2 separate regions of the Homo sapiens genome follow, and region 1 is linked to region 2. Evidence: chromatin loops called from intact Hi-C (ENCODE). Cell type or tissue: uterus. All regions are shown on one strand. Region 1 has its middle 51 kb from the start of CELF2-DT. Region 2 holds the start of CELF2-DT (CELF2 divergent transript).

The links. Peaks named below come from ENCODE experiments on the same cell type or tissue, not always from the same donor. Only the 100,000 strongest peaks of a DNase experiment are listed, where the experiment ranks them.
Region 1: it touches region 2 in a loop (13-fold over the local background); 2 of 110 quality-filtered maps call a loop at or near these places.

Annotation. Positions count from the first base shown.
Region 1 is chr10:10,510,652-10,515,651 of GRCh38, reverse strand. It overlaps a transcript of CELF2 not described here. Among named protein-coding and RNA genes, the nearest start is that of CELF2-DT, 51 kb to the right of the region's middle. In uterus, no CTCF peak of the experiment used is centred here; no DNase peak of the experiment used is centred here.
Region 2 is chr10:10,458,820-10,463,819 of GRCh38, reverse strand. CELF2-DT (CELF2 divergent transript) reads left to right here and starts at 1,471. Exons shown (of 4, transcript NR_120637.1): 1 at 1,471-1,631. It also overlaps a transcript of CELF2 not described here. In uterus, no CTCF peak of the experiment used is centred here; no DNase peak of the experiment used is centred here.

The sequences.
Region 1 (5,000 bases), 52 kb before region 2:
GCTACATTTTTTTCCTTCTTTGTTTCAAGTGGCGTTAACGGGGATAATAACAGAGTATCAGTGAGTCACAGTGGGACACTGAGCTAAAAAGGATTCTTTTGAGTTCAAATGATCCTTTTTGCTCTCTCAGGATCACTCGGTCTTTTACCAGACTGAATCTTGTTTGTTTTTCCTTATTATTAAATATAAATATTCAACTACTATATACCAGTGCTTGAAAACTATATAGTAATAGAAGAGATTTCAGCTCCAATGAATGAGCTTTAGTCAACATGATTAAGATATGTGATATGACTCCAATGGTGGATTTGGGAAGATGTATGAACATGATTAGTTTTAGCACATAATTGAATTGTGTGATTTCATGAGTTTACACAGCTAGTGTCTTCTGGCTTCATTACACATACAGAATTGATTGTGAGAGCTTGGCACAAAGTTTATAAAAGGCGATCAGGTGCCATTGTAGAGTCCGGTGTTCCCACAGTTAGCTCTGAGGGTGTGTCACCTGCTCAGGACCCTCTGTCCCTAGTAGCTCTCAGCCTACTTGGTGGAGCTTTGTTCTTGTATTTGGAGATCTCCTTTCAAATCCAAATGCCACAGGCAAAACATTTCAGTCCTTGCTGCTATGATGCATTTACATAACCTGTTATATAACTCCTTACTTGTCATAAATGTTAATTAGCTGTGCTTTGCAAGGCTTCCAGAGGTTATTCCAATTTTACTGATGAGAAGATGAACGGTAAGATTGATCTGGGAGCAATAATTTGAATCATGCCACATGACACAATAGAGGTTTTAGGAATTAACACTCACGCTCTTGATTTGTTCATTCTCTGTTTAACCCATGGATTAAACAATCTCTGGCTATTCATTTTCTTCAGAGGAGGCCCCTAAAAGCACCTCTGTTGTCAATGCCTTAAATGTCTTAAATCTCTAGAGATTTAAGACACACCCCCATCCACCACCGACTATTTCCAACCTCATCAGCCATTATAACCAAATCGTTCTTCTTGCCACGTCTGAATCCACGTCTGAATCCCATTCTCTCCCAGGCTTATCCTGTAGGCTCCTGCTCTCGGCCAGGGCTCAAAGCCCTCCCTCAGGAAGTGCCAGGAAGCTTCCAGCACTTGATGACATGCTGCTTTGCGCTTGCTGTTTCTTGTGTTAACATCCTTCAAGTAAGTTCCTGGTGATCAGGGACCACGCTTTCATTTTTCTTTATTCTCTACCTCACCTCAATTATGCTGAGTCCACAGATGTTCCCCAATAACTATTAAAAGGAGTATTTGACTAAGTGGATTCACCAGTAGGTCAGTTACATACTTGGCCAACTGATTTAAAAAAAAAATTCCATGAATCGATCAGTTAGTATAACGAGCTACTTTCTATAGCCAATTGTCTCTGCAAACTTCTATACTTATAATATTCCAAACTGAGTTATACCATCTCTCATTCTACAGTGTTTGAAATCAAGAACTTCATATTTGCATATATTTCCTGAGGGTCTGGGAATAACATCTTGGAAAGCTCCCAGGAGTTCTGTGTGCTTAGCAAAGAATATGAATAAACCTGTCAGCAATCTACCCAGAGTGGACGGCTCCAGGGTGTTGAGTAAGTGAGAGCAAGTGGAAGGCTCTCTTCCATTGCTGGCAAGAGGAAGGGTCTAGGCTTTGCTCAGAGAGGGATCTAGGCTTTGCTCAGAGAGGGATCGAGGCTTAGCTTAGAGAGAGATCTAGGTTTTGCTTAGACAGGGACCTAGGCTTTGCTTAGGGAGAAACCTAGGCTTTGCTTAGAGAGGGATCTATACTTTGCATAGAGAGGGAACCAGGCTTTGCTAACATATATTGCTTTTGTCCCTTCTATGGGTCTAATGCAGAATGTGGCATGGTCTGTAAGTGAAATCTGCGAGTTTATATCTTTAAAAGTTAAAAGTCTTTTAAAAAAGTCAACGCTGTATAATTTAGAGATTTAAGATACACCTTTTGGATTATTTTATCATCTTGGATATTTTACTGTAATTTGAACTTTCTGCTATATGTGGGCAACCCTGCTAAAAAAAAAATCTTGAAGCCCTGGGATAAAATGAGGTTTCCTTGCTACTCTTATTTTTGGTGTTTATGTCATTTTTTCTCTTCCCCAGTTTATATTGGATGAAGGAGGAGGATTATATTTAACTGGACAGAAGTAGTTACTGTCATGGATTCATAGCCTTCATTTTCCTTTTTAAAAAGCCTTAAAATAGAAAATCAAAGAAGGAAATCTTCTGATCCTAGTAAGCTGATCATATCAGGATACAAGAAGTACTGCTCTTTCAGTAAATCAGGTCTAGCAGGACTAGATGGGAAGATGATGTGGTTGTGACAGCTGCCACCCTTTGATTACTAGATTTGATAGAGTGATACGACTTCTTCAGTATGTCACAGCATGTTCATAACAATAAAAAAAACAACAAAAAAGGGGCAAAAATCTCCAGTGTCCTGTAAACTACTAAGGTACACAGAAGTTGGTCCATTATTAATGCTTAAGTTGAATCCTTTAATGACACTGATTATTATCATTGTGCATAACCAAGAACATTCAGTGAAGGAGTGGGTGATCCGAACAGCCTTGTGCATCACCAGAAAACCACCACCATGGCACCGTTTTCATGGTATTGAATGTATCAGTGAACTGTGGGGCCTTGACTTTTGGGGATAGGCAGCTTCTTATAAAGCAGTGGGCTAAAATCATCCCAAGAGCATTTCTTTTAAGCCTGGGATGGTGGCCAGGGTATTGATTTGACCACCCACTAGGACTAATAGCTAATCTTTAAATCTTCTGATGCCAAACGAAATTCAGTAGAGGAACTAAAGAGACAACTGTGGCTTAACAGGAGGGGAGGAACTGACCAAACAGCAGAAATAAAAATGTCTTTAATTGATCCTGTTAAGAGTTCTAGACCAGGAGCGGTGGCTTACGCCTATAATCCCAGCACTTTGGGAAGCTGAGGTGGGCAGATCATTTGAGTTCAGGAGTTAGAGACCAGCCTGGCCAACACGGTGAAACCCTACCCCTACTAAAAATACAAAAAAAGTTAGCCGGGCCTGGTGGCGCATGCCTGTAATCTCAGGAGGCTGAGGCAGGAGGCTGAGGGCAGGAGAATCACTTGACCTGGGAGGCGGAGGTTGCAGTGAGCAGAGATCACGCCACTGCACTCCAGCCTAGGCAACAGAGCAAGACTCTGTCTCAAAAAAAAAAAAAAAAAAAAAAAGCGTTCCAAAAGTACCTAGACTGGGCTTCTCAGAAGGAAGGTCTTGTGTTTAATGTGCATCAGCAGTAGAGAATTCATTCTTTTCTATTGTGATGGTATGGTACTGTTGACATGTGGTGCCATGCCTTCCAAATCCTGTCACAACAGATGTTGCCATCAGCAGCACAGATATTGACTGAGTTCCCACTCTAGGCTTCAGAGTGAGGAGGAGGCATGCTATTTCATCCACATCAAGCTCTTTACTTGCTTGTTTCATTTATACCCTCGAGCAAGGAGCTGATTAGTTGATAAAAAATTAAATACCCAGAGAGAAAAATAAGGATACTTTGCCAGATCCTCATAGTCCTTCTGGAATATACTGATTTTGACATCCCTGTGTTCCAGGGTTACAATAATTCAGTTCAACAGATATCAGTTGAAGGTCTGACATTTGCAATCTTGTGTTGGCTCTTTACGAAGAAGAAACAGATATCATGTTTGCATTTCAAAATATTTTAATCAATTTGAAAAGGGGGACTATGAGTGCAAATTTGTAGCCTCAATAAAGAAAACAAGAGTAGCAGGCCTTGATATGGTTCTTACTGGGCTGCTGGCGGTTTGAAGTGGCTATTTGTATTTATTCATCTGATTCTTACAACAACCCTTGAAGTAGGTAATATTATTATTTACATTTTATAGTTGAGGAAACTGAGATGCAGATAGATTGAAAGAAATTACCCGAGATCTCATAGTAGAAGTGACATTTAAACTGTGGGCAGCTGTGAAGCTATACTGATATCCACTACACATACTGCCTTCAAGACAAAAGCTCCCAGGGTCTCTGCTGAGTTTATTTACTTAACTATCATTATCTGGTCTTACTTTTGCTTTTTTCCTTTACACTTTATTCACCAAACAGCAGTCAATATAATCCAAACACACCCATATATAAATATATATACACATTAAAAATATATGTATACATATATTTTATTTATTTATTTAGTTTTGAGATGGAGTCTTAACTCTGTCACCCAGGCTGGAATGCAGTGGCATGATCTCAGCTCACTGCAACCTCCACCTGCCAGGTTCAAGCAATTCTCCCTGCCTCAGTCTCTCCAGTGGCTGGGATTACAGGTGACCACCACCATGCCCAGCTAATTTTTGTATTTTCCAGTAGAGATGGAGTTTTGCCATTTTTGCCAGGCTGGTCTTGAACTCCTGACCTCAGGTGATCTGTCCACCTTGGCCTCCCAAAGTGCTGAGATTACAGGCGTGAGCCACCGTGCCCAGCCTGTATACATATATTTTAAAGTAAAAGAGATCATATAACTCTCTAGCTCAAAACCCTGACACTCACTCCATCTCATGCAGAACTGAATCCAAGCTCCAGGCAGGCCTATGGGGCCCACAGAGCCTGCTGATGCCACCTCTCTGAGTTCCCTTTCACCTTACTCCTTTATCCTTTTCCCTTTAGTGCCTCTGGCCTTTGTATTCTGGGAACATCCCTTGCTCCTTCTCCCTTCAAGCCTTTTGCATTTGCTATGCCCCCTATCTAGAAGGCTCTTACCCCAGATCTTTGCAAGGCTTATTCCAGTTTAAATTTAGATTTCTGCTCAGAGATCACCTTCGTGGATGTCATCCAGAAGAGTCCATCAACTGCCCAGCACTCTTCTTCCCTGAGTTATTTTCTTCCTGACACTTATCATTATCTGATACTAAATTATCTATGTGCTGGTTTTCACTACAGCTATTAGAATGTAAGCTCCAA
Region 2 (5,000 bases):
GCGAAAGCAAAATGTATTCCTTGCTGTTTCACACGTGCTTTTAAAGGAAACAAACAACCAAACAAACAGAGAAATTGTAGTTCCTAAGTTTCTTGACCCAAATCCAAGCAGACTCATTGACAAGCCTAAACCTCTCCGTGTGTCTTCCTGCTTCTGAGGCTAAAATATGGATAAGCTCAAAGTTTGACACATGGATATATTTTCAAATGACATGTTTAGTGTACAAAAAAAGAGATGTCTATGTTTTTTTCTTCTTTATAACATTAAGATGTGATGTAAAATATAGTAGCCAGAGTTGCATTTTTCACATGAGCAAAAGTTACATGCAGAAAAAGAACAGAAGTTCGTTGATTGTAGGATATGTAACCTTGAGAACTTTATCTTATAGCCAACGGTCACACATTCTGAAATGTCTTAAGTGATCTGGTCAGTGCTAAAGGTAGTAAGAAAATCTGGTTGCTGAAAATTTACACTATCTAATTTCAGTTATTCCCCCACAACAGAGTAACAGGCAAGCACATTCTCAGCAGCCGTTCCAGGCAGAGTATACACAGAAATACTTGTTGAATTTAATTGGGTTGAATAAAAATTTGTCCTTTTGAGGAACAAAGTTAGCATCTCAAATACAAGGTCTGCAAATGATGTAGGTTCTTCTTAGTTGGCTAATGAACTCCTGACTAGTTACAGATGAAAGGGATTAAAATGACTTTACTGAGCACTCACTTTAGTCTGTTTCATTATCTGAACTAAGGAAGTCTAAGACAATTAGGATTCCTTAAAAAAAAGTTTCATCATTGCACTTCCTGTTTGATGAGTAAACAGCAGACTCGTTATGGTCTGCAAGGTACCTATTAAAACCCGTAACATCCCTGGAAGGAAGTAACTTGGAGAAAGTCAAGAAATCTTTCTGACAGGACACCGCAACTCCAAACAATCAACAACTCATTGTCATAGTGCGACAATCTTAGCCCTGTTGCAACTGGGCAAATAGTCCATTTGCAGAGAGAAGCATCATCGGGGTAGACAGGAATGCTGTTATTAACCATTATAAGTATGACGCGAAGGTCGTACATCAGGCTATTACACCTTTTCATTATACGCTAACCCCTCACGGCAGGGAAGCCACGCTTATGACTGCATTAGACAGACAAAGCCTTCAGCTCTTTAAAAAAAGAAAAAGCAAAAAAAAAAAAAAAAAAAAAAAGATGAAAAAAATTAAACTCGTTTTCTTACCAGCACGTTGCAGCACCAACTCGCTCACAGGAATGTTGCCTTTTACAGGTTTCTCTTTTAATTATCCTAGAAGCAGGGAGAGAAAAAAAAAAAAAATCAAAAAAAAAAAAAAAGGCAAAGAAGAAGCAGGGTGGTTAAATTAGCGTGCTGGAATCTTTTCAGTTTGTCGCAGAGTAGAAAAATAAAAAAAGGAAAAAAAAGGCTCAGTAATTTAAATTTGCTCTCAGTTCAGGCTGCAATGCTGGGTCCCGCCCCTTCTTCCGGCTGGGTTCCACTACCTGCAAGGCTGGAACTGACAGCCACTGTGCAAACAAAAAAAGGCAACAAGCATGCTGGGACCATTCTGTCTGCTGTTTGGGTCTCACTTGTCCTGACAACTAAAAATCATCAGTGGAAAGGTATTCTACATTTTTTATTTGAGGTATTTTATTTGAGGTATTTGCATGTAACTCCCATTCATTTTAATTGATACACCATAGTACATGATGTTGGGTTTGATTTCTGTTTGGGGTGTAATTTTTTTTCTTTTTCTAAACATCTATAATTATTAACACTATTTTTACTATGACAGTTTAGTGACATCTTGTGCATTTCTTACTGTTCCTGTCTCCTGCTCCAAAACACATTCTTTCCTGTCTTTTCCTTTAATTCCTAAACACTGAAATTTCTGGGAATATAGAGATGGAAATACCAAGATTAGTAAGGTTTCCACTTCTGCTCTGACTCTTTCTTTTTTTGGGGATGGTGGGAGGGCTACAGGGAGGTGCATCATACTAAGAATAGTTTAAGGGACAGAGGGCCTAGGATGAAGGTCCCATCAACCCCAGAAACTTCTAGGAAGGATGAAATATTCAAATGAAAAAGTCTCCACAACGAAATGCAAGAAGTTTATTTTCGTATTTATGTATTGTGCAAATAACTAAAAATAATGGAAATAAACTTGGTCTCCATTGCCAATTTTACCTAAGGTGTCTCCTATAGAAAACCGCTTTAATTTTAGCAAGAAAAACCTGATACTTAACGTGCAGGGTATTGCGAGTGTGTAGCAGAGGAATTATGAAAGAGAATAAACCCCATCCTTCTTCTGTCAGGATGTAAATTGCTTGTGCAGAATTTTCAACAAGGTTTTTTTTGTGTGTGTTGTTGTTCTTTTCTAAATGCTCTTTTCAGACGAGTGTGTTAGCGACTACTTCAGTATTAAAGCTATCGGAAGACTGTTGTAGTAGGGAACATCTATAAAGTTGCCTCTTGATCTGAAGCACTGCTTTTATGAAGGTTTATGGCATTGGTGCTCCTATGCAAGTCTGGATTTTTCTCTGATCATCCGACTACCCTAACTTGAGAGGACCATGCTGACTGATGTGTCATGTCCCATAGCTGGGGGTGGGTTGCTAAGGAGTAAAATATATAATTGTACACAGTTCTTCAACAGTGGCCAAAGACACAGAAGAGAGTTACTCTTGATAACATGATTGTGCTTAATCTACTTTTTAAAATAAACTATTATTTACCTCTTATCCCTACCTCAAGCCATTTAAATGGATTTCACCATTTCTGCACAACTTGCAGAACCTCTTAAATTCAAGGACGCACTGCTTTAATGCATTTCACTTTTAAAAATCAGACTTTCAAAAGATAAATGATTAAAAATGTAATTTAAATAAATATGAGTTCACTTTTTAAATTGGTAAAAATTTAGCTGTCAAATATTTGTTCTGTCATTTGAGGTCTCATCAAAAAACCAAACCAATTAAAAATGGAAAGGTCTGAGATGCACAGAGTGAAACTCCATCTTTGTCTTGTATTATAACCTTTACCAGGATTATTTCTCTACTACTGTTCAGCAATGAATGCCTTTGCTCACTTCCTACTAACAGCTGTAGCATAGAAAAAAAAAAAGGGCAGGTCAAGTACTCAAGAAGCCATGTTAACTTCCCAAATAGTTATGCAATCAGCTTTAATGAAACAGTGGTAGATTACACCAATGTGCTAATTATAGGACTTTGTCATAGCATAAGATGCAACGAAACAACCCATGCCTTGGCTTGGAAAGTGCTATGCATAGATTATTTCAAAAGATTTAATTGAAGAGAGATTTTATTTTCCTGAAGCATTCTACAATTAAGTGGCATTCTTTCAATCCTTTCTCTTTTAAGACTAGTTCTGGACAAAAAAAAAAAAAAAAACAAACCTGAAAATAAAGTAATGACTTAAAAAATATCTTACTACAAATATGACTAATTTGCCAATATTAGTTACTTTGGTATAATTTTGAACATAACATACTTAGAACATGTTAGGGAATATCAAAATATACAGAGTGGCACATACTGGTTTATATTCTGAATGTCTATTTTAAATGAAGAAATAATACTTTTATGTTCATCAATGTTTATTGAGTTCAGTTAGAAAAATATTAATTTTTTAAGAGACTGAGTCTCACTCTGTTACCCAGGCTGGAGTGTAGTGACATGATAATGGCTCACTACAGCCTCAAAATCCTGGGCTCAAGCCTTCTGTGAAGGTGGGGCTACAGGTGAACACCACCATGCTTGCTAATTCTTTATTTCATTTTTTGTTGAGATAGGGGCCTGTGTTGCCCAGGCAGGTCTCAAACTACTGGTCGCAAGATAACTTCCTACCTCAGCTTCCCAAAGTCCTGGGATTATGGGAGAATGTTAATTTGAATTAAAATAAAATAACCCTGACATTAAACTTAAGAGAAGGGACATTTTTGTTTGGCTAATGTCAACTAGGTTTTAGCAAATGTGTGAGACATGTGATTCCACTAGATATTTAACCTATTATTTCAGAGAATTTTACTTGGTGCTGGAGAGATTAAGCAATATATTACATATCTCACAGCCATACTGGAAAAAAAATCCACTTCAAAAATAAATATCCCACTAAATTGTTAGGGCATTCTGTGGAGTGATACACATTTAGGTGGCTTTCACATCATGGAGATGTGTTTTAAAGAAATACACTGAACAAGTTTCCTGGAGATATATTTTAAAGAACTTCTTGGAATTGGCATATTGTCATATGCTATTTAAATTTTCATGCTCAGAGAAAATATCGAGGTGGGAAACGCTAATTCATTTTTTAAAAGCTGTATCAAATCAATACATCTTAGTCTTTCCAGTTATAACTGATAATTAAATATCATTTTCAAACTTCTTGCATATATTAAAATTATTACTTTTTGATAAATGTATTCCTCATTATGAGTCAACTGTCTTCAGTGTAATTTTACTGTTTTGTCTTTTGGGCAGTATCATACTGTCTAATAAATCATATGTTGTGGCTGTGATATCTTATTGACTACAATAACTCATGTATAGTTTTCCATTTTAAAAGAATTTGAAAAAATTGTTTGCTTATGTTGTACTGCTTAGCTATCATAATTAATTAACCCCTTTATATCTGAGTATTCAGAAAGTATTTTCTCAGTGCTGCCATAAAAATGGTCTTCTACTCATGTTTGGAACCACGTCCTCATCATTGAATCAATTGAAGTTTATGAAAAGTCTAATTTGATTTTTAAAACATACACAGACACAGAATTCTTGATTTTAAGGAGATGTTCACAATAATTTCTTTGTGACCACGTAGGTAAAGAATTGTGGGTGATATTATCTGGGTATTTAGATCGCAAAGAGATCAAAACAGACCCTGATATTTGGCCTAAGACAGAAGAAAGACCATGAGGAGGCCTTAGACCTCAGCAGGCCATTTCCATCTTACTGTCGTATTCTTACACAGAC